Regions from separate parts of the Homo sapiens genome. Here region 2 is linked to region 1. The links are chromatin loops, found by intact Hi-C in ENCODE. Cell type or tissue: thyroid gland. All regions are shown on one strand. Links, peaks and the distances in the headings refer to the core of each region. The heading gives the core; the rest is flanking DNA. Region 1 overlaps CUX1 (cut like homeobox 1). Region 2 overlaps CUX1 (cut like homeobox 1).

The links. Hi-C counts contacts between places; a loop is a spot of excess contacts. Peaks named below come from ENCODE experiments on the same cell type or tissue, not always from the same donor. Only the 100,000 strongest peaks of a DNase experiment are listed, where the experiment ranks them.
Region 2: it touches region 1 in a loop (1.8-fold over the local background); 4 of 110 quality-filtered maps call a loop at or near these places.

The regions. Positions count from the first base shown.
Region 1 is chr7:101,935,138-101,950,293 of GRCh38, reverse strand. All of the region lies in intron 2 of CUX1 (cut like homeobox 1), which reads right to left. Among named protein-coding and RNA genes, the nearest start is that of CUX1, 130 kb to the right of the region's middle. RefSeq lists enhancers at 7,184-8,071, 8,960-9,847, 13,170-13,741, 13,742-14,313, 14,229-14,368 and 2 more and silencers at 8,091-8,385, 9,091-9,385. In thyroid gland, for the core only: no CTCF peak of the experiment used is centred there; DNase peaks (open chromatin) are centred at 8,113 and 9,150; H3K27ac peaks cover 3,987 bases.
Region 2 is chr7:102,001,969-102,017,124 of GRCh38, reverse strand. All of the region lies in intron 2 of CUX1 (cut like homeobox 1), which reads right to left. Among named protein-coding and RNA genes, the nearest start is that of CUX1, 190 kb to the right of the region's middle. In thyroid gland, for the core only: no CTCF peak of the experiment used is centred there; DNase peaks (open chromatin) are centred at 7,504 and 8,014.

The sequences.
Region 1 (15,156 bases), core at 3,411-11,410:
TCACGCCTGTAATCCCAACACTTTGGGAGGCTGAGGCAGGCGGATCACCTGAGATCAGGAGTTCAGGACCAGCCTGACCAACAAGGTGAAACCTCGTCTCTACTAAAAATACAAAAATTAGCCGGGTGTGGTGGCGGGTGCCTGTAATCCCAGCTACTCGGGAGGCTGAGGCACGAGAACGCTTAAACCCAGGAGGCGGAGGTTACAGTGAGCTGAGATCGCGCCAGCATTGCACTCCAGCCTGATCGACAGGGTGAGACTCTGTCTCAAAGAAGCAGCTTGTACTGGAACTGTCGGATCCTGTGGGGTAATGAGCAATAATCAGCCCATCCGTGAGTGATGCCCAGGAGACACCAGCTCCTGAGAGTCAGGGGCAAGAACTCCTGCCTCCTTCACCTCTCAGAAGCCCCTCTCTCAGGGATTGGGCCTGAGGACCACTGTCTAGCAGAAAAAGCAAGCACTCGCTAGGCGTGGTGGCTCATGCCTGTAATCCCAGCACTTTGGGAGGCTGAGGTGGGTGGATTACCTGAGGTCAGGAGTTCAAAGACTGGCCTGGGCAACATGGCAAAACTCCATCTCTACTAAAAATACAAAAATTAGCTGGGCATGGTGATGTGTACCTATAATCCCAGCTACTTGAGAGGCTGAGGCACGAGAATCACTTGAACCCGGGAGGTGGAGGTTGCAGTGAGCCAATATCGTGCCACTACATTCCAGCCTGGGCGACAGAGTGAGACTCTGTCTCAAAGAAAAAAAAAGGAAGAAAAAGAAAAAAAAAAAAAGCAAGCACTCTGCCTTAGCCACAGTAAATGATCACAGTGAAATCCAATCAGAGATGAGGAGATTAAATAATGACCAATGTTTGGCTGGGTGCGGTGGCTTATACCTGTAATCCCGGCATTTTGGGAGGCCTAGGCGGGCGGATCACGAGGTCAGGAGATCGAGACTATCCTGGCTAACACGGTGAAACCCGTCTCTACTGAAAATACAAAAAATTAGCCAGGCGTGGTGGCGGGCGCCTGTAGTCCCAGCTACTCGGGAGGCTGAGGCAGGAGAATGGCGTGAACCCAGGAGGTGGAGCTTGCAGTGAGCTGAGATCGCACTACTGCACTCCAGCCTGGGCGACAGAGTGAGACTCTGTCTCAAAATAATAATAATAATAATAATGACCAATGTTTGTCAAACAATCTGTGGGAGAAGAACACACAACAGATTTTTACATTTCCAGCCCATTGTGGACTCAGATCTTTATAAAATAAAATTAAAATGCCACTTGGATGTCACCGTCACGTTAAATTGCTATGAACATTTCTAGACACCTACTCTGAACTTCTGTGCTTATCTTGTTGCAGACCAGTGATGGGCAGGGTCCTGGGCCATACTCAGACACACTTGCAGGGGCACAGTGGCCTGGCATGGTGCCTCCTGAGATTTCTCTGCTGAAAAGAGAACAAAATGTACAACCCAATCAGGCCAGCCAGTCCCAAGCTCAGGGACTCAGGCAGGTGATTCCTCAGGGACAGGACTCTGGAAAACGGAGGACCTCAATGGGGTGCTCCTGTACCAGGGCGGGTTGAAGGTCAGCAAATGTCAGAGAAGAGAGACTCTGTGATGCCCCCCCAGCAGAGCCACCAACCAGTAGCCCCTGGCTAATTTGGCTCTTACAACAAAGTAGGGCTTGAGGGGATCCAGATACAGAGGCCCAGACTCAAGGGAACTCGGAGACCCAGAGGGACAGAGACACTTCTCCATCTTTATAAAGAAATCAGACAACTTGAACACTGGAAATCTACAAAGCAGGCAACGTTCCAAGGCTAGCCCTTATTTTAAAGGCTCGACTTTATTATAAAATCCCGAGGCACCACGTTCCCCTATGAAAAGCCAATTCCTAAAGTGGATCTAGGGCACAGAGGGAATGGATTCTCACTCCATCAGAGCAGACAGTTTTCCGCTTAAGAGATGTAATTGCAAATCATTTTAGAAAACCCTCAACAACTAATTGTCGTGATAATGCCAAGTTTACGGAGCCCAAATAATGGACAAATATCACCACGTAATAGAATAGGACAAAAATGGTAATTTTACTATGGAAAGTTGGAACTTGCCATTTCAAATTAGCAGAAGCTGTGAAGTGGGCATTACTGACAATGTGAATATAGTAATTGGGGCTGATTTCTTGGCGCCTGGCCGAATCTGGCTGCCTGGCGTCCTGTGAGTTAATTATAGCTCTGTTAACAGAGCGGGGGCAGGGAACTCGGCAGTGACGCAGAGATAAAACTCAGCCCAGGTCTCTGCAGATGAGGCAAAATGTGAGTGTTTTGGCTGGAGATCAGGTGCAACAGAAATTAGTCCCAATTAATTCCGTAAGCAATAGTCCTCAGGAAATACAGACATGGATGGCTAGGGTCAACAATTCCTGGGAGCTGAACTTTCTGAAGGTGTCCTTGCTAACTCAAAATTGGTCTTCATCCTTTCCACATTGCCAGTGGAATGGCTAAGTAAGTCATTTTTGTCTACATCCAAAAATATTTCATTTACTGCTTTAAAAGATTCCTTTTAAAAAAATCCCAGGAATCAAAATATGTGATTCTGTCCAAATTAGCTCTCTCCACAGACTGAGACAATTATTTCACTGTGGGCTTTTTTGGAAATAAATCTTTCTTTTCTTTAATTTTAGAGACTGTATTGTGCACTTTGAGATTTAAGATGGAATTCATTTCATCCCCATGTCTAAGTTGTTGCCTGTCTAATACGTTGGCATGCCCCGTGCTGGGGCACCAGTTTCTTTAAGAAACTGATGAAGGTGTGTGCGGGATTAACTTATGGTTGGATATGGGGTAAATATTTAAGCTCGGGCTCGGGCCTAGAATAGTGAGGTGGTTTTTTCGGTTTTTGTTTTTTTGAGACGGAGTCTCGCTCTTGCTCAGGCTGGAGTGCAGTGGCATGATCACGGCTCACTGCAGCCTCGAGCTCCTGGGTGCAAGCAATCCTCCTGCCTCAGCCTCCCAAGTGGCTGAGACTACAGGCACATGTCACCACACTTGGCTAATTCTTTAATTTTTTGTCAAGACAGGGTCTCACTCACTATGTTGCCAAGGCCGGTCTCCCAACTCCTGGGCTCAAGGGATCCTCCCGCCTCAGCCTCCTAAAGTGCTGGGATTGCAAGTGTGAGCCACCACGCCTGGCCATTTTACAATGAAGTTACTCAAGTTTTAAATCTGTCATCAAAACATTTAAAATAAAAGTTCTTGGGACCTACTTCCACTCTCCCACCCAAATCGGCTTTGTCCCCTCCCAGCTGAAACCCTGGGTGACACATCCCGGGCCTTCTGTGGCTCCTCTCCCTGTGCACTGTTTTCTCACCGCCGAGCTCACGGAGAGACTGGTTCAGGGGTGCCACCTCCTTGGTCTCACTTAACATTGTCCCCTGAGCCCTCCCCAGCAGCAGCATGGGTTGAGCATCAATACTGGAGTCTGCTGAACTGAGTATGAATTCTCTGAGCAAGTCTATGCCTCCTGTGGCTTTCATCTTTTGTAAAATTAAGACAGCAAGGCCTACCTCTGATGACCACGGGGAACTCATCTGAAAGGCTTAGCAGTGAGTGATCTTTCCTTCCTCTGCCCCCCTCCACCAGCTCCTGGCCTCACTCCCCACCCCAAATCCAACCCAACATTTGCCAGCTGCAAGCTTCACCGCCACTGACCCTCCTGCTGGAAACCCTTCTCTCTTTTTTTTTTTTTTTTTTTTTGAGACGGAGTCTCGCTCTTGTCACACAGACTTGAGTGCAGTGGCACGATCCTGGCTCACTGCAACCTCCACCTCCCAGGTTCAAGTGATTCTCCTGCCTCAGCCTCCCAAGTAGCTGGAATTACAGACGCACACCACCACGCTGGGCTAATTTTTGTATTTTTAGTAGAGACAGGGTTTCACCACGTTGGCCAGGTTGGTCTCAAAATGAACTCCTGACCTCAGGTGATCCACATGCCTTGGCCTGCCAAAGTGCTGGGATTACAGGCGTGAGCCATCGAGCCCAGCAAACCCTTCTCTTCCTAAGCGCAATCTTCCCTCCTGCTGGAAACCCTTCTCTTCCTGACCCGGGTCCAGAGAAAGCTGCCGTCTGACCCACCTGTCGCTCCAAGACTGGTTTTGGTTCTTCTACTCTGTCTGTCCACACATCACACTAGAGAATGCCATCACCTCCTCAGTCCCTGACTGCTGGTTTCCTCTGGGGCCTTCCATCCTCCACCCTTCCAAATCCACAATTCTACCTTGACCTCTCTCCAGGTGCCGCCCTCCTGACCACAGAACCACTCATTGGAAGTGCATAGAACTCATTCTTTAAATAAGCAAATGCCTTGTCTTGACTCCTAAACCAAGCCCTGTGCCTCTGGTGTCCCCGGCCTTGGCTGACACAGCTAGAACTCTTCCTGCCACTCAGACCCATAGGTGGAGGGAAGGGAAGGTGATACAGGCTCATCAGAACCACGTTCCTGAGCACAGGAGGTTTGGGACAGCAGACACGTCTGGCTCCCTGAACCTAGCGGACTAGAACCCCCAACTCCTCCCTCTTGGCCTGCAGCCCTGCATGCAGAATCCTGTAGATCTTGTCCCTACTCCTCTTGCCATCCAGGTCTTCCCCACAGTCCCCACAGCCCTGACCAGGACCTGCATTGGGCTCTCAGGATGTCCCACTGGGTACTCAACTCTCGTTCAGAACATCAGCTCCACGAGGCCAGGACTATGACCTGCCTCCCCGGCACCTGGGACCGTGCCCAGCATAATGAGAACACTCGATACACAAGGCATTTCCATGAGTCCTTGTGCAACTGTAAATAACAATAAATTAACTCCCAGGTATAAATTACAAAATGCAACAGCGAGGAAATGTACTCGCAATTTAAATAAAAGTATTAGTGACTTTTAATTTATTTTATTTTCCTGGCAAGAAACTCTACATTCTGTGGAGTGGTTTCGGTGGTGGTGTGCTTTGTGTCTAAATGACAGTGGAGGTGTCGAAAGCAAGTGTATCCTGTAGCTGAAGGTGCAGAGCCGGAGCCTGCCTGGGTGGAAGCCGCTGCACACAGGCCCTCATGGCTCTGCCCTGAGGTCGCTCTGCCCTGTCTGCAAAAGACCTCATCCACCCCTGACTCCCAGCACGCACCTAGCACCTGCCCCGCAGGCTTGGTAACCAGTGGGTGACTGTGTGTGGAAGGAGTCCCAGAGTGGGCTTGGGAGGTGGGGTGGCACCCTGGGGTGACAATTTCTGGGAAAGTGCAATGCTGTCTTATTTTCTCACTCTCGTGGCATTTGGTGTTAACTCTGGGTATTGGAAGAAGCAGCTTCATCCCCAGGCTAAATTGCAACACCTTGCTTCAGAAAAGAGGCCCTCTCATTTCATACCAAGTGGGGTCAACCCGGCAGCAGTGATGTGCAACACGGCCTGCACCAGTGTGGCGACAGATGCAACCTGGGTGTGCCCACCTGCTCCCTGGGTGGCCCGAGGTGACCGCTGCAGGTCTGCAGCATCCTCCAGGAGGAAAAGCACCAACCAAGAGGCACAGGGTTTAAAAACAGAAACAGAATCACCCATGAACATACACGCCACAGCAGATGACATGGACTGCCCGGAGGAAACGACCCAGGGTGTCTTAGCAGGAGCTCAGTAGAAAAATTCCGGCTCCTGGGTTTGATTTGAGAAATGCACCAAAGTGTGACCTTAGGCAGATCCCCACTTCCCTCATCTGTGAAGTGAGAGGGGCAGAAGGCTGGATTGCTGGTGTCAACTGGTGGCTCACTGGCCACAAACAGTCACGGAGGAGCATGCGTCTCCCGCGTGAGCCAGGATGGTAACACCCAGTGCTTCCCCCAGACCTTGGTAGGTTTATGTCTTACTGCTGAGACTGCCAGAGCACAACGCTGATGTTGAATGCTAGCCTATAAATGTATCAACGCCTTCCTGGGGAAAAGCAGGAGCTCTGTTTCCATGGCACTGGGGTAGATGAACAGCTGGCAGTGCAGGACACCCCTCCTGCCCCTTCCCACTCCATCCTGCAGGACTCTTGGACACAACTACCCCCTGCAACCCAGCCCACTGCGCCCCTTTCTGGAAGGAGCCATCGGGAGGGGCTGGGACAGTCTCCCTGGGTGGGGACAGGGCTCCCTATGGATCCATTACCTGCTCTCAAGGCCTGAGTCACTCACACCTGGGATGGCTGAGCCCAGTCAACTGAAGAAAAAAACAAGTTTTCTTTCCCGAGTCACAGCACTAATAGAGGCTTTGGCAAGAACCTGTGTGCGGCTCAAGTTGTCTTTTTTTTTTTTTTTTTTTAATTTTTAAATAGAGACGCGGTCTCGCTATGTTGCCCAGGCTGGTCTCAAACTCCTGGGCTCAAGGCGATCCTCCCACCTCGGCCTCTGTAAGTGCTGGGATTACAAGTGTCAGCCATGGCACTCGGCCTAATTCACTTATTTAACGATATTTATGGAATGGCTAAGTGGCAGGTAGTGTGCTGGGTATACAGCAGAGACCAATATTAGATCACGAGCCTCCACAAGCCAAAAGGTGCCAACGAGACTCATCAATGCCCCCATTTTTTTTTTTTTAAATTTTAAAGCCCAAAACTCATCCTATTAGGGGACACTGTTCCCAACCTACTTGTGGCCGCATGAGTCCTCTGACTCTCGGTATGTAAGCCGGGCCCCTCTGCATCCTGCATATGATATGTGATACTGAAAAGAGCCCATTTGAGAGCGAACACCAAGACTGCACCAAAGACGCTGAAAGTAGCACTGACGTCAGCCGCCGCCGCGCGGGAGAGCATCTGCCAGCTCGGGGTTTTAGATGAATTGGTCATTTTTCTTGAACTCAACAGAAGCACTGACCAGAGGCCGGGTGCAGTGGCTCACACCTGTAATCCCAGAACTTTGGGAGGCCACGGCGGGTGGATCACTTGAGCTCAGGAGTTCAAGACCAACCTGGCCAACATGGTGAAAACCCGTCTCTACTAAAAATACAAAAATTAGCCAGGCATGGTGGCGGGCACCTGTAATCCCAGCTACTCAGGAGGCTGAAGCAGGAGAATCTCTTGCACCAGGGAGGTGGAGGTTGCAGTGAGCCAAGATTGCACCACAGCACTCCAGCCTGGGTGACAGAGCGAGACTCCATCTCAAAAACAGAAAAAGAAAAAGTAAAAAAAAAAAAAAAAAAAAAAAAAGCACTGACCAGGATGGAGAGGAAAGTTAACATCCACTAGGTACCTGTGTGCATGGCGCTAAGCCACAACGAACATGGGTGTGGTCTCAGTTATTAATCACAGCTGTTCTAGGAAGGACAGATTCCCGTCCAAGCTGAATGGAGGTGCAGAGAAGGGAACTGATCTCCCAGCAGCCGATGGAACCAAGATCTGGGCCCAGGTCCGTGTGCAGCGAAGCCCATGCTGCTCCCACCACCCCAGGCACCAAGAGCTGGGGCAAAGGCTTGGAGCAGTCGGTGGAGGAGCTCAAGCTGCCCTCTGACCCAGAGTCTGGGAGGCCTGCGGTGGCTCACGCCTGTGATCCCAGTACTTTGGGAGGTCGACGCAGGGGGATCACTTGAGCCCAGGAGTGGTTTGAGACCAGCCTGGGGCAACACAGGGAAACCCTGTCTCTACAAATAATTTAAAGATTCACCGGGTGTGGTGGCAGGCATCTGTGGTCTCAGCTGCTAGGGAGGCTGAGGTGGGAGGATCGCTGAAGCCCAGGAGGTTGAAGCTGCAGTGAGCTGAGACCACACCACTGCACTCCAGCCTGGGCGACAGAGAAAGACCCTGTCTCAAAATCAACAAAATTTCTTTCTTAGCCAGGTTTTTTGGTCTGGAGTAGACACTGCCTAAAATGGAGATTGCTTGAAATAATACTGAATACAAGGTAAGATCGAAAAGACACACCTGCAGAAACTGGGCCTCTTGGAATGAGAATTCAAAAAAGACTTTTGTTCCATTTCACTTATTCTGTGAAAGCAAACCTATGACCCAATGTGTCTGCATTACAGACAGGCCGTTTCCCTGCTGGGAATTTTCCTGTCCTGGCTATGATACTCCACCCTGTTAGCTTTGGGAGTAGTCTTTTTCTCTCTTAGTCATGCTTTTCTGGATGCCCTCCAACCCTCGAGCTAAACCTGCAGTACCCTAAAAAGGTAGGTGAACAGTGCTTCTAGGATTTAAGCATCTTTCTCCACCTACTGGAACAGAAGCTGGGTACATTTCTACCCCAACTCATGCAAAAACAGGCCTGGGAAACAGTGTGTACTGGCATGTTTGATAACGTTGCAGTTTCACCTCCAGCTGAAAGGACTTAAAAACAGGGACAGAGAGAGGGGGAGGGAGAGAGAGAAACCTTTCCCTTGTGTCTGTGGTTTTAACAACTTGTTCTGAGCAGTTTCTGCTCTTTTCAGGTTTGCAATCAAGGCTGGAATTTAGCAATGCAAAATGCCCCTCATAACCCGTGCGTCCAAAGGCTTTCGTGGGGTAATTAAAAACACAGAAATTCTTCAAAGAATGTATCTGTTGACTAGTTAATATCATAAAGCCTTCGCTCCTGATCTGTGATCCCAGCCTGAAACGAGGCAGACGGAGTTCAGGAATGCCCCGACGTGAAAACTACCAGATGAGGGAAGAGAGGGATCCAGTCTCAGAATGGGGCTATCAAACTGCAGCTGCCAAACCACAATCTCAGCAAGAAAAGGAGATCCAGTAGCTTGAGGAAATTAATTACAAGAAATAGATTCCATTGGCATCATTCATTTTTCCAAGACTTTGCTTGCAGCACAAAACAAAGATGTGAGCCCTTTCTTCCATTTTCGTCTTTAAGATTCTCCAGGAACAGTTAGGAAAGCCAGGTATCCCTCAGAGACAATCCAGCTACCGCTAAGCAGACCCGCAAAGGAGGTCTCCCCATGCAGCGATGAAAGCCACTCCTGTGCAAGTTTTGGGGAAACTGCAGGTTGATCCTGGCAATTCACTAACTTTCCCTTCAAACTATGGCAAAAAGTAGGCCAGAGAGAGACTCCAGCATGGCTTCTGGGTCTCCCCCAACCCGCCCTCCTCCCAGTGAGTTCCCCAGGCAGCCTGTCAGGTCCGAGGCTCCATCAGGGCTCAGGTTGACGGGAACAGGCTGCCCGGCTGGCTGCGTCCATGGAAACAAGCTCAGATTGGCGACAACATGCCCCAGCTTTAAAAGAGCCACCTGCCTCAAGGAAGCCCGGCTCCCTGCCCTTTTCCTTCTGACTTTGCAAATTTACAGTATGCAAATAAACTGTGAGGAGCTCTTCACTACAAGAGAAATGCAGAGCCCAGGGAAGGGGCTGGCCTCGCTAATGGATTGCTGTGTGACTCTGAGCAAGTCACGGACCCTCTCTGGGCTTGAAGAACTGACAGGATGGTCTACTGATTGCCAAGACAGCTGTGCCAGCATTCCCACTGTGAGGCATCCTTGGGCTAGACAGGGGTCTGGAATCCCTCAGTGAACACGGGCACCACAGCATTTAATCAATCAGCCAAGCAACAGATGTGGACTGATCAATAACGTGCCCAACCAAGGATCTGGGAGGGTGGAAGTGCTGGTCTTACCTCCCCAGAGCTTACAATCTAATAAGAAAACACATTCCCTTGCAAGCTAAAGGACAAAGGAATTAAATGACAATATAAGAACTAGAACAATAAGAAAACACACACACACATATATATATATACACATATATATCAACATAAGAAAATACTAGAAGAGCGTCTTTAATTCAGAGATCGAAGGGAGGAGGACAGCTCTGGCCTCCAGGCAGAGCTGCACCCAGAAGGAATAACCCCTTATTCCTTCCATCTCACCTGTGCGCGCCCGCAGGCACCACAGCCTACCCTCCATCACAGGCACCCCCAGCGGGGGTCAGGGACTTCATGGAGCGTGTCTCTGGGTGAGCTTCTCTTGCCAACAACACTTACATCTTTTTTCCACTGGTGACACCAGATTGGAAACTGACCAGCTTTGCGAACATTAAAACCTCCTCTTTTTTTTTTTTTTCCTGAGACAGGGTCTCCCTCCGTCACCCAGGCTGGAGTGCAGTGGTGCAATCAGAGCTCACTTCATTCTCAACCTCCCGGGCTCAAGCAATCCTCCTGCCTCAGCCTCCTAAGTAGCTGGGACCACAGGCTTACACCACCATGCCCGGCTTTTTTTTTTTTTTTAGATGGAGTCTCGCTCTATTGCCCAGGCTGGAGTGCAGCGGTGCAATCTCGGCTCACTGCAACCTCCACCTCCCGGGTTCAAGCAATTCTCTGCCTCAGGCTCTCAAGTAGCTGGGATTACAGGTTCCCGCTACCATGCCTGGCTAATTTTTGTCTTTTTAGTAGAGATGGGGTTTCACCATGTCGGTCAGGCTGGTCTTGAACTCCTGACCTCCTGATCCACCCACCTTGGCCTCCCAAAGTGTGAGCTACCGCGCTCAGCCCCAATTTTTGTATTTTTTATAGACAGGGGTCTCACTATGTTGCCCCAGCTGGTCTCAAACTCCCAGGCTCAAGTGATCCTCCTGCCTCAGCCTCCCAAGCAGCTGGGACCACAGGCAACCACCACCAATAATTTTCGTATTTTTTTTATAGAGGTGGGGTTTCACTATGTTGCCCAGGCCAGTCTCAAACTCCTGGGCTCAAGCGATCCACCCGCCTCAGCCTCCCAAAGTACTGGGATTACAGGCATGAACCACTGCACCTGGCCCAAAACCTCCTTCTTTAAAAAAAGACTGCTCACATTCAGGATGTGAAACTGCAGAGTGGCTGTACAAGATCGTTCAGACGAGGGTTAGGTGTGGGGCTGTGCTTGGCTTTAAATGGCCCAGGGGACTGGATGTTGGACCTGTGACATAAGCACTGCCTGACCAGCCTTAAAAATCCCTCCATGCTGTGGTACATCCATACAATGGAATACTACTTGGCACTGACAGCGGCCACACTGTTGAACTGCAAATCCACTGCGCTAAGTGAAAGAAGCCAGACTCGAAGACTGCATATGGTATGATCCCTCTATGTAACACTCCAGAAAATACAAAATGATGCCAGCAAAAAACAGATAAGTGGTTACCATGGGCTGAGGGTGGGGGAAGGGACTGACTACATAGAGGCCTGGGAGAATAGGGGGGACAGTGGAACCATCATATATATATATATATATATATATATATATATATATATATATATATATATATATATGTATTTTTTTTTTTTTTGAGACAGAGTTTTGGTCTTGTTGCCCAGGCTGGACTGCAGTGGCACGATCTTGGCTCACTGCAACCTCCATCTCCCAGGTTCAAGCGATTCTCCTGCCTCAGCCTCCCAAGTAGCTGGGATTACAGACATACACCACCATGCCCAGCTAATTTTTGTGTTTTTAGTAGAGGCGAAGTATCACCATGTTGGCCAGGTTGGTCTCAAACTCCTGACCTCAAGTGATCTGCCCGCCTCAGCCTCCCAAAGTGCTGGGATTACCGGCATGAGCCATCACGCTCGGCTAATTTTTGTGTTTTGAGTAGAGACAGGGTTTTGCCATGTTGGCCAGGCTGGTCTCGAATTCCTGACCTCGGGTGATCTGCCAACCTCGGCCTCCCAAAGTGCTGGGATTACAGGTGTGAGCCACTGCACCCAGCCTGTCCTCTATCTTAATAGTGGTGGTGGCACATGACTATATGTGGTTGTCAAAATTCATCAAAGTGGACACCTGAAAAGGGTGAATCTTACTGAGTGTAAATCTGACTTTTTAAAAAAATCTCTTCCCCCAGTGAAGAACTGATTGACACCAATATCTCCAGGCCAGTAGATGAGGATGAAATGTAACCAAAAACAGGCTCCAAACATGGTGGATATCGGCCAGGCACAGTGGCTCATGCCTGTAACTACAGCACTTTGGGAGGCTGACACAGGAAGATCATTTGAGCCCCAGAGTTTGAGAGACCAACCTGGGCAACATAGCGAGACCCTGTCTCTGCAAAAAATTAGCTGGGTGTGGTGGCACACGCCTGTGGTCCCAGCTACCCAGCAGACTGAGATGGAAGGATCGCTTGAACCTGGGAGGTTGAGGCTGCAGTGAGCTGTGATCACGTCACTGCATTCCAGCCTGAGTGACAGAGTGAGACTGTCTCAAAAAAAAAAAAAAATACACACACCAAAAAACATGGATATCAACCTTTTGTACTGACTGATATCATTAAGGCCTCATAAGCAGCTAGATCCAAATATTTACTGTCATCTGTAATTCAATTATTCACCCTTCTCCTGGCTTTTCTGTGAGGAGGGAAGGGCAAGAGTGTGGGTAGAACAGATGAGTTAACAGAATCTTCTCAACGTTAAAGACTGTCTACTTTGATTTATAAAAATCTTTGGTGTCTGCTGAACTCACATTTGCTAGAAAATGCTGGTGGTGAAGTGAGTAAGCAGAAATCTACTAATATTTATATCATTAGGCTGGGCGCGGTGGCTCTCGCCTGTAATCCCAGCACTTTGGGAGGCCAAGGCGGGTGGATCACTTGAGCTCAGGAGTTCGAGACCACCCTGGCCAACATGATGAAACCCCGTCTCTACTAAAAATACAAAAAAATTAGCTGGGCATGGTGGCACGTACCTGTAGTCCCAGCTACTCGGGAGGCTAAGGCAGGAGAATTGCTTGAACCTGGGAGGCAGGGGTTGCAATGGGCCAAGATCGTGCTACTGCACTGCAGCCTGGGAGACAGAGCGAGACTCTGTCTCAATTAAAAAAAAAAAAAAAGACTTGATTTTGATTTATCCCTTTTCCCTCATTCTGAAGGCCCCCCACAACCTCCTCACACCCCACTTCCAGGGACTCGGACATGTGAATAACCCTGGCCTATGCCAAAGCTTGGGCGATCTTTGCTCAGAAATAATCCTATGGCCACCAGGTTCTGCCTCTATCTCTGTCATGTGCTATGATGACCTGGAGATGGCTTTTAGGTCTAAACATTGATGCTAAGATTCATTTCCACCACCTGAGCCCCTCCAGGAGCTAATGTCTTTCACAGGGGGAGGAGCTGGGGGCTGGGGTGCTGACATCCCGGTACAGGGTCTTCAGGGGGCCACGCAGCACACACTCCCCAGGCATCTACTTTGTGACAGAGACAGAGACATGCAAACACAGTCCCGGCAGGGGACACATCCTCAATCAGCATCTGGAGGAAGGGACACAGAGGGAGGCCATGGGAGGGGGCCCAAACTGGCCTCAGAGTAAGCATTCCAGGAGCTGGTTCTAAATGCAAGTCCCCAGGCCCTTCCCCGGTGACTGTGTCTCACTAAGTCTAGGGTGGGGCCCAGGGACAGTATTTTTAACAAGCATACACACACACCCAGGAGGTTTTTATGATTAGCCATGTTAGGAAAACGCTGACACGGGGGAGCTCCTGCGTGCCTGGAAACGAAGCTGCTTGCTTAACCATTATGGTTCTGAGAGCTGGGAACCCTGATTGCATGATCTCCACCTAGCCGGTCCCACGTGGCCAGGGCAGAAAGCAAAACCCCAAAGCGAGGAGGCCGGTGGGGATGGCAGGGCTGGCGCCTGGGCAGTTTCCTCCGCTGGCCCCCTGCCACCCTCCGCACAAACACAGCCCGGCTGCCGCCTCCAATCCAGACCACCCACGGCAGCCGGGCATGATGGTCGCCGGGCTTTCCTCTCTTCTGTCCCCTGCACTTAGCCCCCGCTCACCCTTGAAGGATAACCTTTTCTCCTATGTATCCGGGAAAACTCCCAGGGGATCCTGCCCTAACTTCCTCCCCGGGGTTCCCATCTCCCTGAGTTCCCTCCTGTCTGCTCGCCAGCCCGAGTGCCGGATCCCATCTCCTCCCAAACTCTGTGACCTTCATCTCGCTCTGGAAATGACGTTCGTGCCTCTCTTGGAATGCTCTCTTTCTCCCCACCCCCGTCACACCTGAAAACAAGCTTGGGGCTCCCCCTTGTCAGGATGGGGAAGTCCATACCTTAACCTGGTCCATCTACAGATGTACCCGCCCTCCTCCCTCCTCCCTCCTCCCATCCTTCTCAGCCAAGTGCTTTCAAAACCCACTGTCTCTATGCCCCAGTTCCACAGTCAGAATCCTCCACCTGCATCTCCTTGACAGTGTTTTCCTGCCCTGTAGTTTAACATCTGTCTCCACTAGAATGTAAGCACCGCGAGGGCAGGGACCTTGGCCTTCTGCTCACTGCTGCAGCCTCAGGGCCTGCAACTGCCTGGCACACAGCTGGTCCACAACAGATCGTTGTTGAATAAGACATAACCACCGCTTCCTTGTTTTAAGAGCGTGTTTCTCGCAGAGTCCTCTAAAACAGTGTCTCAGCTGTTCCGGCTCCACCTCTGTCCCCAAACGTCCATCTGCTGCCAGGCTGTAGAGTGTAACTTCGGCTGGAAATGTGAGCCTGGCCATGTGACTCCCAAGTGTGCACCCTCTGACACTTGGCAAAGCCTCAGACAGAGTGAAGTCCAAGCTTCACTTGGCCTGAGCCCCAGCATCGTGTGCTGTCCCCAACACCACCCCAGCCTCCTCACGCCTCGTGACAGCCCCACACCATTGCCACACCAGGTCCGGGTTCCTACACATCCCCAGAGCCCTGTCTCTAGCTCCAAACATCTGCTGGGTGCTGCCCTCCCAAGAGTTTCATTTACTACTTTAGAACAAAATGGTGGATACCATGCCAACCTCCCCAGCTGGGCCAGGAGTGCCCGGAGAAGTGCAGGGCACCCACAGCAGATGTGCCAGCATGTCCGATGGCAGGACACAGAGCTGGGAAAGCGTGGACGGAGCCAGGCCTTGTCCATTCATGAATGGCAGTCTCTTTCACTCACGTCCGTGTGAAAAGACCACCAAACAGGCTTTGTGTGAGCAATAAAGCTGTTTATTTCACCTGGGTGCAGGTGGGCTGAGTCTGAAAAGAGAGTCAGCGAAGGGAGAAAGGGGTGGGGCCGTTTTATAGGATTTGGGTAGGTAAAGGAAAATTACAGTCAAAAGGGGTTTGTTCTCTGGCGGGCAGAGTGGGGGTCACAAGGTGCTCAGTAGGGGAGCTTTTGAGCCAGGATGAGCCAGGAGAAGGAATTTCACAAGATAATGTCATCAGTTAAGGCAGGAACAGGCCAT
Region 2 (15,156 bases), core at 3,307-11,306, 67 kb before region 1:
ACCGTGTTGGCCAGGCTGGTCTCAAACTCCTGACCTCAGGTGATCTACCCACCTCGGCCTCCCAAAGTGATGGGATTACAGGCATGAGCCACCACACCCAGCCCAAGCTAACGTTTTATGGACACTGCTGCAAAGGGGACTCCTGTGCTAGACAGGGATGGACCCCAAAGGCACCATTTCACCCCAGGACTCTCTGAAACCAACCAGGACGTGTGACTCCGACTTTTGCCACTGTGTCATTTATTCCAGATCTTAGGCCCTGCTAATATTTAGACAAATGGGCTGTTTAAAATCAGAACGCAGATTAATCCTTCCTCTTAGTACTTTCAGGAGTCTATCCGTAAGAATAATCAGAGATGTAGGCAGAGATTTATGCACAAGAATGTTCAGCATGAGTTTAGAACAGAGAACAACTGGGAACAATGTGGATTCCGACACCAGGGGAGTACTTATGAGAGAATTCTACTAAAGCAATGCAATTGCATATTAGGTACTCAGTATAATTCTTTGTAAGGAACGAGGTCTCGCTCTGTCGTCCAGGCTGGAGTGCAGGGGTGTGGTCATGGCTCAGTGTAATCTGGAGTATCATTATTTTTTGGAGTACCATTATTTTTTGAAGAACAGCAAAGACTTGGAATGAGGCACGTGACTTCCATTTATGCGACAGATGTTTGTTGAGTGGCTATTTTGGGCCTTCCGGCCCTGTTTTAGGGGCTCCTTCAATCATGAGCAGAGACCACAGGCTGCTGTGCCTCCTGGGCCTCTGTTGTGTGGCAGGTGAGACATGAGTCAAATCACCACCAGCATGGATGACACTTATCTGTGGCCGGTGCTGCAGAAGGGCATGTGGAGCGAAGGGAGTTTAAGAGGCAAGCCTGGCCGGGCACAGGGGCATGTGCCTGTAATCCCAGCACTTTGGGAGGTTAAGGCGAGAGGACTGCTTTAGCTCTGGAGCTCAACACCAGCCTGGGCAACATAACCAGACCCCATCTCTACTAAAAATCAAAAAAATTAGCTGGGTGTGGTGGCATGAGCCTGTCGTCCCAGCTACTTGGGAGGCTAAGGGAGGATCGCTTGAGCCTAGGAGGTCGAGACCACCCCGGGCAACAGAGCAAGATCCCATCTCTACAAAAAAATTTTAAAAAGTAGCCACGTGTAGTGGCATGTGCCTGTAATCCCAGCTACTTGGGAGTGAGGTGGGAGGACTGCTTGAGCCTAGGAGGTCATGGCTGCAGTGAGTCGTGATCGCGCCACCACACTCCAGCCTGGTGACAGGGTGAGACCCTGCTTCCAAAAAAAGAAAAAGAAAAAAAGAGGCAGACCTGACCCTAGACAGGAGAGAAGGCTCCTTTGGGGAAGGAGCACGTGAACTCAGATCTGGACGATGCATAGCGGGTGGATGAGTGAAAGGAGCCACGAACTTTTATAAAGCTTGTTTACAGTCTGATCCCAACATGGTAACAATGAATCTCACACACATATAAGCATTTGGACACCACCACCAGGAAAGACATCAGTATGAAATGGGAGATGTTTCTAAGTGAACACAATTATGGTTTTTCTTTTTCCTTTGTCTTTAAATAAACTGTATCCTTTCGGCTGGATGCGGTGGCTCACACCTGTAACCCCAGCAATTTGGGAGGCTGAAGTGGGTAGATCACCTGAGGTCAGGAGTTCGAGACCAGCCTGGCCAACACAGTGAAACCCCGTCTCTACTTAAAATACAAAAATTAGCTGGGCATGGTGGTGTGTGCCTGTAGTCCAAGCTACTTGGGAGGCTGAGGCAGGAGAATTGCGTGAACCTGGGAGGCGGAGGTTGCAGTGAGCCGAGATCACGCCACTGCACTCCAGCCTGGGTGACAGAGTGAGACTCCATCCCAAAAATAAAATAAAATCAGATCTCAGGCACTCTCCTTTTGCAGTTCCAGTTTGATTTTGTTTCACCGCCTGGATGCCTGACTTCACGTTTATTCATCGCTTGTGTGCAACTAGTTTACCTAAAATTAAGCAGCTTGAAAAAGACATCCTTTTGTCTTAGGTTCATAATCAGCACATATTGTTTATTAATATTTACTAGCTTCACAGAGCTGCTCAGAGGAATAATTAATAATGAACGATGGGTAAATCTACTTGCAGACACAAAGCATGGTGGACACGGAGGCAGGGTCTTGGCAAGGCACCTGGTAACCCATGTGCAGCCAGAAAGACAGAGCTAAGCGGTAACCTCACAATTTTTAGATGCTTTTTTTCTTTTTTTTTTTTTTTTGGTGGTTGGGGGATACTACAGAGCCACTGGCATCAAAAATGCAGCCCATAATTTCTTAATTTCTAAATGGAATTATTTATACCATACAGATAGCAACCAAGCCTAAGCAACATGTAACTTAGGGGGCAACTTGGGAATTTAAACCTTTGAAACTAGATTTTATGTTTAAAGACGCTCAGAGACTTCCCAACGGATTATCCCAACCTAGCAGGCGAAGGAGAAACAAAAACTTCCAAGCAAAGAAAGGCTTCCTGGCCCTCCCCGACTTTAGCATCCCCGATGGCAGAGCAGCACGCGGCTAGGAAGCGGACCTAACGTCACTGCAGCCAAGAAAGTCCATTCAAGGGCACCAAAGAAGCAGCAACTTAGTTTCATCCAGTTTTATCCAGCAGGTCCCAGCCCTTGGAGACCCCAGAGGGCTCTGCAGAGCGTAGAGCGTATCTAAAAAGAAGTCTAATTTGTATTGATCTCTATGCCCAACTTTGCAATTCTCAGGATGTGTGCTGTTTTAAAATGAGCACATTTCACAGGAAATTCTGGGTGGGAAATGGTGGCTGTGTTGTGGGAGTGAGTGGTGGCCATACCGAGTACCCCTTATGTCTGTCTTTTGAGATACTATGAATGTAGCTTCTAAAAGGTGTGTCTAACAGCAACCCGCTTCGAAGGCCACAGAGGTCGGTCTCTTGTGAGCTTGCTGCCCAGGAGAGTTCCAGGGACCTGAACAGAGATAGACACAGTTTAGAAGCTGCTTGGACCTGAAGGATACACACGGCTCAGTACCTGTTTTGCAACCTGTCCCTGTATATGGAGCCACAAATTGCACCTTACTCAATAACAGATTAAAACAAAAAACAGGCTGGGCATGTTGATGCATGCCTATAATCCCAGCACTTTGGGAGGCTGAGGTGGGAGGATTGCTTGAGCCCAGGAGTTCGAGACCAGCTTGGGCAACATGGCGAGACCCTGTCTCTACAAAAAATACAAAAATTAGCGAGGCATGGTGGTGTGTGCCTATGGTCCCAGCTACTCGGGAGGCTGAGGTGGAAGGATGGCTTAGCCCAGAGAGGTCGAGGGTGCAGTGAGCCGTGACTGTGCCACTGCACTCCAGCCTGGGAGACAGAACAAGCCCTTTCTCAAAAAAATAACAAAATGAAATGAGAAGCGTTTGCATATGAGTCAATCAGTCAAGAAAGCAGAGAACCCTCTATTTCTGGAGTGACTAGCCACAGAAAATACGCTGTATATGTGAGCTTGGATCTATGGAAAATTGTTGATGCTTAGAGAATTATTATGTGTTTGGTCAATAACTGCCTTTTGAATACTTTTGGAATTCCTCTAAGCAAGCTTTCTCAGGCCTGTTCCCAAATAGTGACTTTCATGCGGTCCTGGAATTTTCTTCTGAATACACAACATGGCTTCTTTGTAATGAAACAATTTAGGAAAGAAATACAGTTGAAGACATTCTATATCTCTTGGCTGGAGCTGCTGGCCCTGGTAGATGAATCATAGAAGTCCATAAATGTCGAGCAAATTTGCACAGACTTTTCTTTTACTACCATATATGGCAAATATAGATCTATTTATCTCCATCTTGACATTAGCTTCGGCGATTTTTGTACCTTATTGTCTTTCTTACAAATTTCTCTTGATCTACGTCTCAGCCACACAAGACAGCATGTCCAAAGACAGTAACGTCATTCATAACCCTGGGATGGTGCTTTTTTTTTTTTTTTGGTATGACGGCAGAATGGCAGAATGTTTAAACTAGTAAGTATTTGAGGTAGATCAAAGTACCTAGCTATTTACATTCTTGCTACATCTTAGCGAACACCACAGGGCCGTAAGGATTACCGCAAGAATTTAACCTGAACAAGTTTTCTCCCCCAAGGAATTAGGTGTTTCTTATCACACATTTGGGAATCAGCTGAAAAACCGTGGTTGGTGCTGACTGCTTTTGATATATTCCTTAAAGAGATGAATACTGAAAATATTTTCAGGATTCTAAAAGCTGACTTGCTGGGAAATTCCATGACCGGCTAAGATGATTTAAGAATTCTCTGGGGGAATGCTTGCTTCATTCATTCATTGATTCATTCCTTCATTAAATTTGTACTGAGAGACAGAGATACAAAGACGGACAACCCCCTCCCCCCGCCCCCACTCTCCAGGACACAGAGTGGACACGGGAATGTATACCTTCTGGAAGCAGCCAGGGCCATCTCTTCATGACCCTGGGCAGTACCTTCAAAGAGTCCAGTCAGAGAGGACGCTGGGAAAAGTAGAGTGACTAGTCTATCTTCTGCTTTCATTATCATATTCCCCCATGTGACAAGTACAAAATCTTCAGCTACAACCTTTAAAAGCTACTGAAGGCCAGGCACAGTGGCTCACGCTTATAATCCTAGCACTTTGGGAGGCCAAGCCAGGTGCATGACTTGAGGTCATGAGTTCGAGACCAGCCTGGCCTACATGGTGAAACCCCGTTTCTACTAAAAATACAAAAATTAGCCAGGCATGGTGGCACGCACCTATAGTCCCAGCTACTTGGGAGGCTGAGACATGAGAATTGCTTCAACCCGGGAGGCGGAGGTTGCAGTGAGCCGAGATCGCACCACTGTACTCCAGCCTGGGCAACAGAGTGAGACCCCATCTCTTAAAGAAAAATTCTAAATAAATAAAATACATTTTTTTAAAAAAGCAAATCCTGTGAAATCAACAATATGGCAGACTATGTTTAAAACCTAATTGGGTGAAATTATTTTAGAATACCCTTTCAAAGAGTCCTTTCTGTAGTCCAAAATTATCTGAAATAAATAAATAAATTCAAGCGTCAACCAGCATGGCCAACATGGTGAAACCCCGTCTCTACTAAAAATACAAAAATTAGCCAGGTGTGGTGATGGGCGCCTGTAATCCTAGCTACTTGGGAGGCTGAGGTTGGAGAATCACTTGAACCCAGGGACCAGCGATCACACCATTGCACTCCAGCCTGGGTGACAAGACCGAAATTCCGTCTCAAAATAAAAAAATAAATTCAAGTGTCTAAGTAAGATAATAAAAATCCTCTCACCCTGCTGCCGAAAATGAGAGGGGTGTACCTCCGTGTCCTGCCCTGGTTAGGTACCGACTCCACCGGGTAGTTCTCCCACCCACAGGGAGTTCACCAAAAAAGGCAGAAGGCCAGGCGCGGTGGCTCATGTCTGTAATCTCAGCACTTTGGGAGGCCAAGGTGGGCAGGTCACCTGAGGTCAGGAGTTCAAGACCAGCCTGGCCAACACGGTGAAACCCGTCTCTACTAAAAACACAAAATTAGCTGGGCATGGTGGCGCACACCTGTAATCCCAGCTACTTGGGAGGCTGAGGCAGGAGAATCACTTGAACCTGGGAGGAAAAATAAATAAATAAGCAAGCAAGCAAGCAGAAGAGACCATGTTTGTCTCCAAAATCCCATCACCAGCGTATGAGAATAGCAAAACTGAAGAGAAACGCATTGGTGGTCTCGGGGAAGGGGCTGTAGGGGCTGAGCAGCTCCTGCCAGGCAGAGGATCACAAAATCCAAACGTGTCCTCCGAACGCCCACTGCGCTCTCAGTGCTGGGCTTGGCCACAATTTGGTGTGAATGCTTCAAGACTCACACCAAATCCTTGGCATGAATACACCATACAATGATATATCCAGAGACGGCTTACTCGAACAAAGAGACCGTCAATAACAATATAATTTTACTTTTTTTTTTTATTTTTCTGAGATGGAGTTTTGCTCTTGTTGCCCAGGCTGGAGTGCAATGGCATGATCTTGGCTCACTGCAACCTCCGCCTCCCAGGTTCAAGTGATTCTCCTGCTTCAGCCTCCTGAGTAGCTGGGATTACAGGCATGTGCCACCATGCCTGGCTAATTTTTTGTATTTTTAGTAGAGATGGGGGTTTCTCCATGTTGGTCAGGCTGGTCTCACACTCTCGACCTCAGGTGATCCGCCCACCTCGGCCTCCCAATGTGCTGGGACTACAGGCATGAGCCACCACGCCTGGCCAATATAATTTTACTTTTATAAAATGATATCCATGCTTTCAGCTTAGACACAAAGCACAACCGGCATCTTTTAGCGTGGTCCTCACGCCCGCCGGCAGAACTCCTTCACTGAGTTTCCTCAATGTCTTTTAGACACCTCTTCATCCTATAAATGTGCCACACATGCATGTGACATGTCCCTATGCACACACATATTTACTTAAATACGCACACACACATACAAACGAGTAACAGACAATGTCATCTCTACTTCCTTCCCTTTCCCGGAAGCTACAGGTATGTACATCACATGTATGTTGCCTGATATGAAAGAGAGGCCCAATCACGAATTCCATGATACAGATTTAAGAGATGCTATGCATGGTTCACTTGGTGAATCTCCCTTTCTTATGTAAGCACATATCCAAGTCAGTTTTTTTTTTTTTTTTTTTTTGAGACAGAGTCTTCTTGTTCTGTTGCCCAGGCTGGAGTACAGTGGCGTGATCTCAGCTCACTGCAACCTCCACCTCTGGGTTCAAGTGATTCTCCTGCTTCAGCCTCCTGAGTAGCTGGGGCTACAGGCACTCACCACCATGCCTGGCTAATTTTTGTATTATTTAGTAGAGACGGGGTTTCACCATGTTGGCCAGGCTGGTCTCGAACTCCTGACCTCAGGTGATCTGCCCACCCCCGCCTCCGAAGTGCTGGGATTACAGGCATGAGCCACCGCACCCAGCTGCACCCTTGCTGTTTCATATCATGGAATCTAGCACCGGCAGCAAGGGAGGCCGCCCACCTCACTCTTTCTTTTTTAAGAAGTCCGCAGTTCTGAGAGGTCAGAGCAACCTTTCTTTCATTTTCAAGCTCCCCATGTGTGCTGGAGAGGCTGTCTTTATAGGTTTTAACATGTACCAACCAGGGATTAAGCTAAGTGAGGCACGCCAGTCACGAAGGCTCACTGAAATTATGCCTGCTAATCTTTTAAATGGCAAGAACGTTAGGCAGCACAAAAGGAATGTTAGTAATTCCAAAGCTTTTACCCAACTGAGGAGGTTTAAATTTACAGGAACATGTACTAGAGATAAAGAAGTCCAAGGCCCTTGGCCAACCTGTCTGCCACGCTGGTGTGCAGAAGAACAGAAGATTCTGTAAGGAGAGAGAAGGGGTGGAGGCTGGAAGATGGGCAGAGGGCCAGGGTTTAAGACCTGGCGTGGGCCTGAACTCACCTGAATTATTTTACTTGTAGAAAGAGGCTACAGGTTGGGTGCAGTGGTTCATGCCTGGAATCTCAACACTTTGGGAGGCCAAGGCGGGAGGATCACTTGAGGTCAGGAGTTCGAGACCAGCCTGAGCAACATAGCAAGATCCCACCTCTAAAAGAGAAACTGGGTTCCCTGGTCTGGACTGAGCAATTTCTTTGGCCTTCTTAGAAATGAGCCGCTCTGCAGCCCCACGCAGCCTTTCTTCAGTGTGTACATTAGGGTGCTGTGCGGCCTAGGTGAGGGGTGTCACCTGGCCACATCCGTGGAGGGATCCTAACACCATCATTTGTGCGGTCAGCGTCATGACAGCCACTCCACTGTGCTTGCTTCTAGATGCTTCCAAACAGCCCTTCAGGTATGGAATCATCCCTGTCGTGTAAATAGGAAATCTGGAATTCCCAGAGGTTATACATTGCACCTGAGGCCATCTGGCTACAATCCAAACTCTGGGTGCGGCTGGCGCCAAAGCTACTACACCATGCTGCCTTCTAAGCTGCATTTCATCTGGAACCGCTGTGGCTGGCAGGCCGAGCCTCTGAACACTGCAATTCAGGTTAATCATGCAGACCTGCTGGAGCACGCGGGGCCGAGGGTTCCCTGTACCTCCCTTCTCTCCCCTGCTGTATGGATCTCTGACCTCACTACTGGCAGGCCTGAACTGCCATGAGTGATCAAGAACCTGAGAGGCCTCTGATCTGCTCCACCTACATCTGTGCCCACCAGGAAAAACAAAAATCCTGATAAAAGACCTGGGGTGCGCATCAGGATTCACCATGACTGTGCTGTGGTCTCGCCTCCTGAAAAGCTATTTTGTTCATCGTAAGTAGGCAGTTTGACAATTGCTCAATGTTCAGGCCCTACCCCATGTCCTGTCCTAGTCAAGGTCAGGGAAGGAAAGGTGCCTTGTCCCCAGGCATGTGGGCCCCCAGCAGAGCAGGACAGGCTGGGGACCTGGGGTTCTTAGGCTCTTTTGGTTGGGGGCTGAACACTGGTCATATCCCAATCTCTAGAGAGGGCAGAGGAGGACAGACACGCACTCTGCACCTCAGGGATTACACGAGGAGAATAAAGACACGCACACGACCGAAATACCAGGCAGGAAATGAAATGTGCCGAAAGACAGGCGCAGCTAGCCTACAACGGGGGCCCAAGGAATGAAAATCCCTCTTTGCTGGGCTGGGGGCACCTGAATTGGGTGATATTTGCCACAGAGGGGCGAGTAGAGGTGGGGGGGCTTTCTAGAAAGAGACAAGATACAAACAGAAGGAAAAAAGAGGAGATCCAGAGATACAAACAAGGTGAAGCTGATGGAGTAAGACATGGGAGAGGGGGCCAGCGGGGACAGGCTCCCAGATCACCGAAGCCCCTAGAAGAACCCAGACATGGCCTGAGAGGCGGGTGGACGGCCACCAACCATGCAAAAGGTAGTACGCAGAGACCAGACCAGGGTCTGCTTCAGGAAGGTGACTCCTGCTAAAGGACAGGCCAGAGGGGAAAGCCTGGAGATGGAAGATACCAGCTGGGAAATACAAGTTTGGACGAAGGTAACAGAACCAGAAGTGGTGCCTGTAATCCCAGCACTTTGGGAGGCCAAGGCAGGTAGATCACCTGAGGTCAGGAGTTCGAGACCAGCCTGACCAACATGGTGAAACCTTGCCTCTACTAAAAATACAAAAATTAGCCGGGTGTGGTGGCGGGTGCCTGTAGTCCCAGCTACTCAGGAGGCTGAGACAGTAGAATCGCTTGAACCCAGGAGGCGGAGGTTGCAGTGAGCCGAGATCGCACCACTGCACTCCAGCCTGGGTGACAAGAGTGAGACTCTATCTCAAAAAAAACAAAACAAAACAAAACAAAAAAAACACCAGAGGTGGGTGGTGGCGAGGGAGGGGGGAGGAGGAAGACAACGTTCCCCAGAATTAAAATAAACTGGACTTGGCAAGCAGACTGACGGGAACAGGAGAGAGTGGGGCTTTGTAGAAGTTTAGGGCCCAGGTGAGGGTGGCAGCCCCTGCCACAAGCCAGACAGGAGGGGTGCAGGCCAGGAACTGATCTGGTGGTGAAGATGATGAGAAATCCACGTGGGAAATACCCGGAGCTGGCAGGACTTCCACAGAGAACCCAGGCCCTGGCACCCAGGGGCGGAGGGTGGGAGGTGAGGAGGTTCTGTGGCCAGGGTGCTTGGAAATGTCCCCTTAACAGGAGAGGGGAAGAGAACAGAAAGGCTGCAACAACTAAAAACTATAAGGGGCAAAAGGCTGAGACCTGTGGAAGAGCCGAGGGCCTCAGTGAGTGAGTGGTCTGATCTGAGAATGAACTGAGGGGTTCAAAGTCAGAGAGGGCCATGGCTTAGGTACAGGAGGCCGAGGCTGCAGTGAGCCAGGATCGCGCCCCTGCACTCCAGCCTGCGCTACAGAGCGAGACCCTGTCTCAAAAATTCAATCAGTAACAAATGAAATACAAACAAAATAAAAATTCAGAGGGCCATCAGTGAAGACCTCGGGGCATCTAGGCTCCGTGCATGGGGTCTGTTCCTTGGATGAGGCCAGCAGCAAAGATGAGAGATCCATCCCAAGGCAGCTCGTGCAGAGCCACTGCCAAGCAGAGGAGGAGGCCCGCGCTGGCGAAATCTACAAGAAATACACTTTTGTGTGGGAAATCTAAGAAGCAAGGGCTTTCCGCTGCATCCCGGCCTGCACCGTGGTGGGCGGGGACGGCTTCTTGCTCCTCTCGCACGCCCAGCATGGAGCAGCCCCTTGCACCCTTGGCAGTGACGCCTGATGCATCCAGTGGTTTTATTCCACATCTGCCCGTCACAAACTGTTCTAGATGAAATCAGTTTCTGAAGATGACAGCCCAAACCCATTCACCAATAACCTTATTTTCCCTAAAAGAAAAATTCATTCTAGGGCCGGGCACGGTGGCTCACGCCTGTAATCCCAGCACTTTGGGAGGCTGAAGCGGGTGGATCGCCTGAGACCAGCCTGGCCAACATAGTGAAACTCCATCTCTACTAAAAATACAAAAATTAGCCAGGTGTGGTGGCGCGCTCCTGTAATCCCAGTTACTCGGGAGGCTGAGGCATGAGAATTGCTTGAACCCGGGAGGCGGAGGTTGCAGTGAGCCGATATCGTGCCATTTCACTCTAGCGTGGGTGATAGCGCGAGACTCTGTCTCAAAGAAAGAAAAGAAAAGAAAAGAAAAAAAATCCATTCTACCGAGATGAGATAAAAACTGGCATTCCAGAGTTGTCCTTCGAGGGAGCACTGAGGCGTGGTCAGCAGAGAGCCTGACGAGGCTTCCCTGTTCAAAGAGTAACTAGACCATCAGCCTGGCCATTAAAAGGCAGGTTTCCAACTGGAGGCTCCAAACTGAAAGAGACCGACTTCCGAGCCAGTGGACCCCGCGGGTCTTTTTCTCTTTACTCCCGGGTTAAAAGGAGGGAGGTTCTGAAGGGAAACCCCAGGCAGCTCTCTTTCTGAATGCCTGCAGCCCCACTGGGGTCCTGCTACTTCCTCCCTAGGGTCTGCACTGAGAATGACGGACTTCAACCTCGGCAGCCTTAGCCTTCCAAGCGCATCTTCCATCGGCTTCCAAAACAAACCAGTTTCTCTGGCCAACCTCATCCACGCGGCCGCTCGCTCCTCGTGACCTTTCTCTTTAGACCCTCTGGTTTTGGTAAAAGCAAAGGGTTTTAGGCTTTGTAGCCTGGGATGCTAATGAGCTGCTCTTACTTCATCGAAAGGGCCTAAGAGGAGCTACACTACTTGTGCCTCCAGAAGCAGGTTCCCAGAAGGATGTGATCTTTCCAGGTCTTTCCAGAGGCTGAGCTGCTGACTGTGTCCCTGAGAGCCCCAGCCTCAGCAGGTGGAGTAGACAGAGGAGGGGAACCCAGCATCAGTGGGGTGAAGCTTTGGGAATCACGCAGTCAGGAAAACTAGCCTCAAGAAGAAAGAGGCCAGGTGCAGTGGCTCACGTCTATAACCCCAGCCCTGTGGGAGGCTGAGGCAGGAGGATCACTTGAGGGCAGGAGTTTGAGACCAGCCTGGGAAAGATAGGGAGACTATCGTCTCTGCAAAAATAAAAAAATTAACCCGGGTGCAGTGGTGCACACCTGTGGTTCCAGCTACTTGGGAGGCTGAGGTGGGAGCATCGCTTGAGCCCAGGAGCTCGAGGCTGCAGTGGAGCTATGATCGTGCTACTGCACTCCAGCCTGGATGATGGAGCAAGACCCTGTCTCAACAAAACAAAACAAAACAAAACAAAAAACCAGGCCGGTCTCGAACTCCTGGCCTCAGGTAATGTGCCTGCCTCAGGGATTACAGGCGTGAGCCACCGCGCCCGGCCCAGTGGAGATTTTTTAATGCATCTCTAGAGTTTTCCCAGAATTCCTTTCCGACTCTATCGAGAGCCAAGTTCTCTGTGACACAGCAAAACCCCCGACTCCCAGGTACTTCTGGGTAGAAGCTGACAGAGCCTGAATGACGGGCAGGAGTGGGACCCAAACAGGGGGATGACCTGCAGTCCCCTGCCTGCAATAGCAGCAGATGCTCTCTCCCAGGGGTCAGCAAGCTGCGGCAAGCCGGCCAAAACCAGCCAGCTGCTGGGATTTTTATGGCCCATGAGCTAAGAATGGTTTTTACACTTTTAAATGGTTGCATTTAAAGTGGTTATATAAGTGCCTACATGATATCCTGATTTTGCCTCTTTCTCCGTCAAGACTAACATATGTAGCACCAGGCTCTTTTAGAGAAAGCGTGTGGACCCCTGATCAATTCCCTTGTTTCTTTGCCTCTCTACTTGCTGCACTGTGTACCTGTCCAGGTGTGTGGCCCTGTGAGGATGGCTGCTTCACATCCCAGGAATCAGACCACGTGGAAGGAACCAGGCTCGGTGGTCAGGACACCAGAGCCCAAGTCTTAGCCCCATCCCTCTCCAAGGCAGGCATAACTCCCAAGCCTCAGTTTCTCCACCTGGGAATGACTCTAGCTCAATGGTGGCTGTGAATATCAACTGAGATGTGAGATAGGAATATATTTCTTAGAAGCCCAGAACACTCTTGGAATGAAAGTTTATTGTGATTTACGAGTTATCAGCCAAATTTGTTTTCTTTATGTTGAAACCCAACATTCTTTCCCAGTCCACATAAATCAAGTATGTGGGAGGAGGGGGATTTGATCCACTGCCAAACAGATGAACTAAGCCATCCGACCCGTGCTCCCAGGCTCCAATTCCACCACCAGGTCAGGGCAACCTCTTCATTCTAGGTCACTTTCCTTTGTACCTGATTATACCTGGCTGGGCCAGAGGAGGAACAGCTGCCCCAATCTCAAGCTAAAAACCAGAGGTGTGTGGACCCGTAAGGAAGCCTGCTTGGCATCGCAAATCAAACCATGTGGTAACAGCCGGGCTCTGGGGCAGGATATCAAAGCCCTGTCTTTCAGCCCCATTGGGTGAGGATAGCTCACCTGGTCCACCTTGTGCTACTGGGAAAATCTTTCCCACTGCATCCAGGTGCAGGTAAAGGAAGACAAAAAAGTTAAGCTGTATTTTTTAGGAAATTCAGAACAACTAAACATCTTTATAAAATTTATACGTGTATACATATAGTTTGTAGAGACAGGGGTCTCACTATGTTGCCCAGGCTGGTTCTAAACCCCTGGCCTCAAGCAATCCTCCCACCTTAGTCTCCCAAAGTGGCGGGATTACAGGCTCAGCCTAGAACTAAACACCTTATAACATGAAGCAAACTGCGGACTATGAGTATTCAAGGAGATGGTGATATTTAATATCCTATGTTATTCTAAAACTGGGGTTGCAATGTAAGTTCCATGTAAGTGACATCTTGGCTGCCTTACTGGCTCATGAACATATCTCATTCAATCCCCATAGCAACCTACGAGGCTGCAAACACCCCATTCCAGGGATGAGAAATCAGAGGCTGAAACCACCTGGGGTGACCTGATGAAGTGGTGGGGCTGCACCAGAGCCCAGGCCCCTGACCCCGGGGAGAGCCCAAGTTCTATACATGGTACAGGAGCCCCTTCCTTCCTCCAGCTCAGACTCGAACGGAGATCCCCTTCAATTCCAAGCAGCCTTGCAATAAAGCAAACAATGAATGCAAGGCTGGCACTCCAGCCCTGCTCTGGTCACCTTCTGAGCAGCTAAGAAGTAACTTCCCTTTATTGTCATACTGTTTATTTACAAGAAAACAACGAACACAACTGACAACAGAACAGTGGAGCGGGGGGCGGGCGTGTGTGTGTGTGTGTGTGTGTGTGTGTGTGTGTGTGTGTTCGGCACCAGGTGCTGGGCTTAGTGGGGAGGGGCTGTGCCTGGCCAGAGACCCCCGCCCCTTGTGGGATCAAGGGGCCTCTCTAGAGAGTCCCTCTGGGCCGAGCTTGGTGGCTCACGCCTGTAATCCCAGCACTTTGGGAGGCCGAGGCGGGCAGATCACCTGAGGTCAGGAGTTTGAGACGAGCCTGGCCAACACGAAACCCTGTCTCTACTAAAAATACAAAAATTAGCTGGGTGTGGTGGCAAGCACCTGTAGTCCCAGCTACTCAGGAGGCAGAGGCAGGAGAATTGCTTGAACCCAGGAGGTGGAGGTTGCAGTGAGCCGAGATTGTGCCATTGCACTCCAGCCTGGGTGACAGAGCAAGACTCCATCAAAAAAAATAAATAAATAAAAATAAAAAGAGTCTCTCTGCAGACAGTAGCAGCAGCAAAGATTCCCCTTCCAAGGACTGGAAGGCTTCCACCCAAGGGGCAGGTCACAGCTTTTTCACACAGATACGGTGCTAGGGATGGAGGTGGCAGGGCGGCCCAGCACCACTCACAGATCTGCAGAGAGCACTCACTGCCGGGTGGCCTAGAATTCCGCTGCGATGCTCTGACATCAAAGGAGCCTGATCTGTAACTCCCAAGTGGGACCTTGCTTCAGACTCGATAGAACAGGGGAGCTGGACTCTTGGAAGACTGTGGTCCAACAGCAAGGCCCCCTTGTACCAATGCCAGGGCAGGGAGGGGACTGGCCACTCGGAACTCTCGCTAGTAAGTGCCATATGGGACCTGAGAGCCCCAATCTCTATACAAAGCCCCAGTGGGGCAAAACCTATGAGAAAATACAGGGTGAAAAGCACTATGGAGCAAAAAACTCACCCAAATCCCACAGCCATCCACGCAAGAAGGGAGTGACCAATCTCAGTTCCTCTCCCCTTGCCCAGAACTCAAGGTGATGTGCAAAAGTTGCAACCACACACACACACTATATATATTTATTTTTTCTTTCTGAGACAGGGTCTCACTCTGAGGCCCAGGCTGGAGTGCAGTGGTGCAAGCACAGCTCACTGCAACCTCCACCTCCTGGGCTGAAGAGATCCTCCTGCCTCAGCCTCTGGAGTAGCTGGGACTGCAGGCATGCACCACCATACTCAGCTTTTTAAAAAATATATATTTTTATAGAGATGGGGGTCTCGTTATGTTGCCCCGGCTGGTCTAGAACTCCTGAGCTCAAGCAACTCACCCATCTCAGCCTCTCAAAGTGCTGGGATTACAGGCACGAGCCACCGTGCCCAGCTTACTGTCTTGTTTTACATAGAACAGTTCTCTAAACACCTTTTT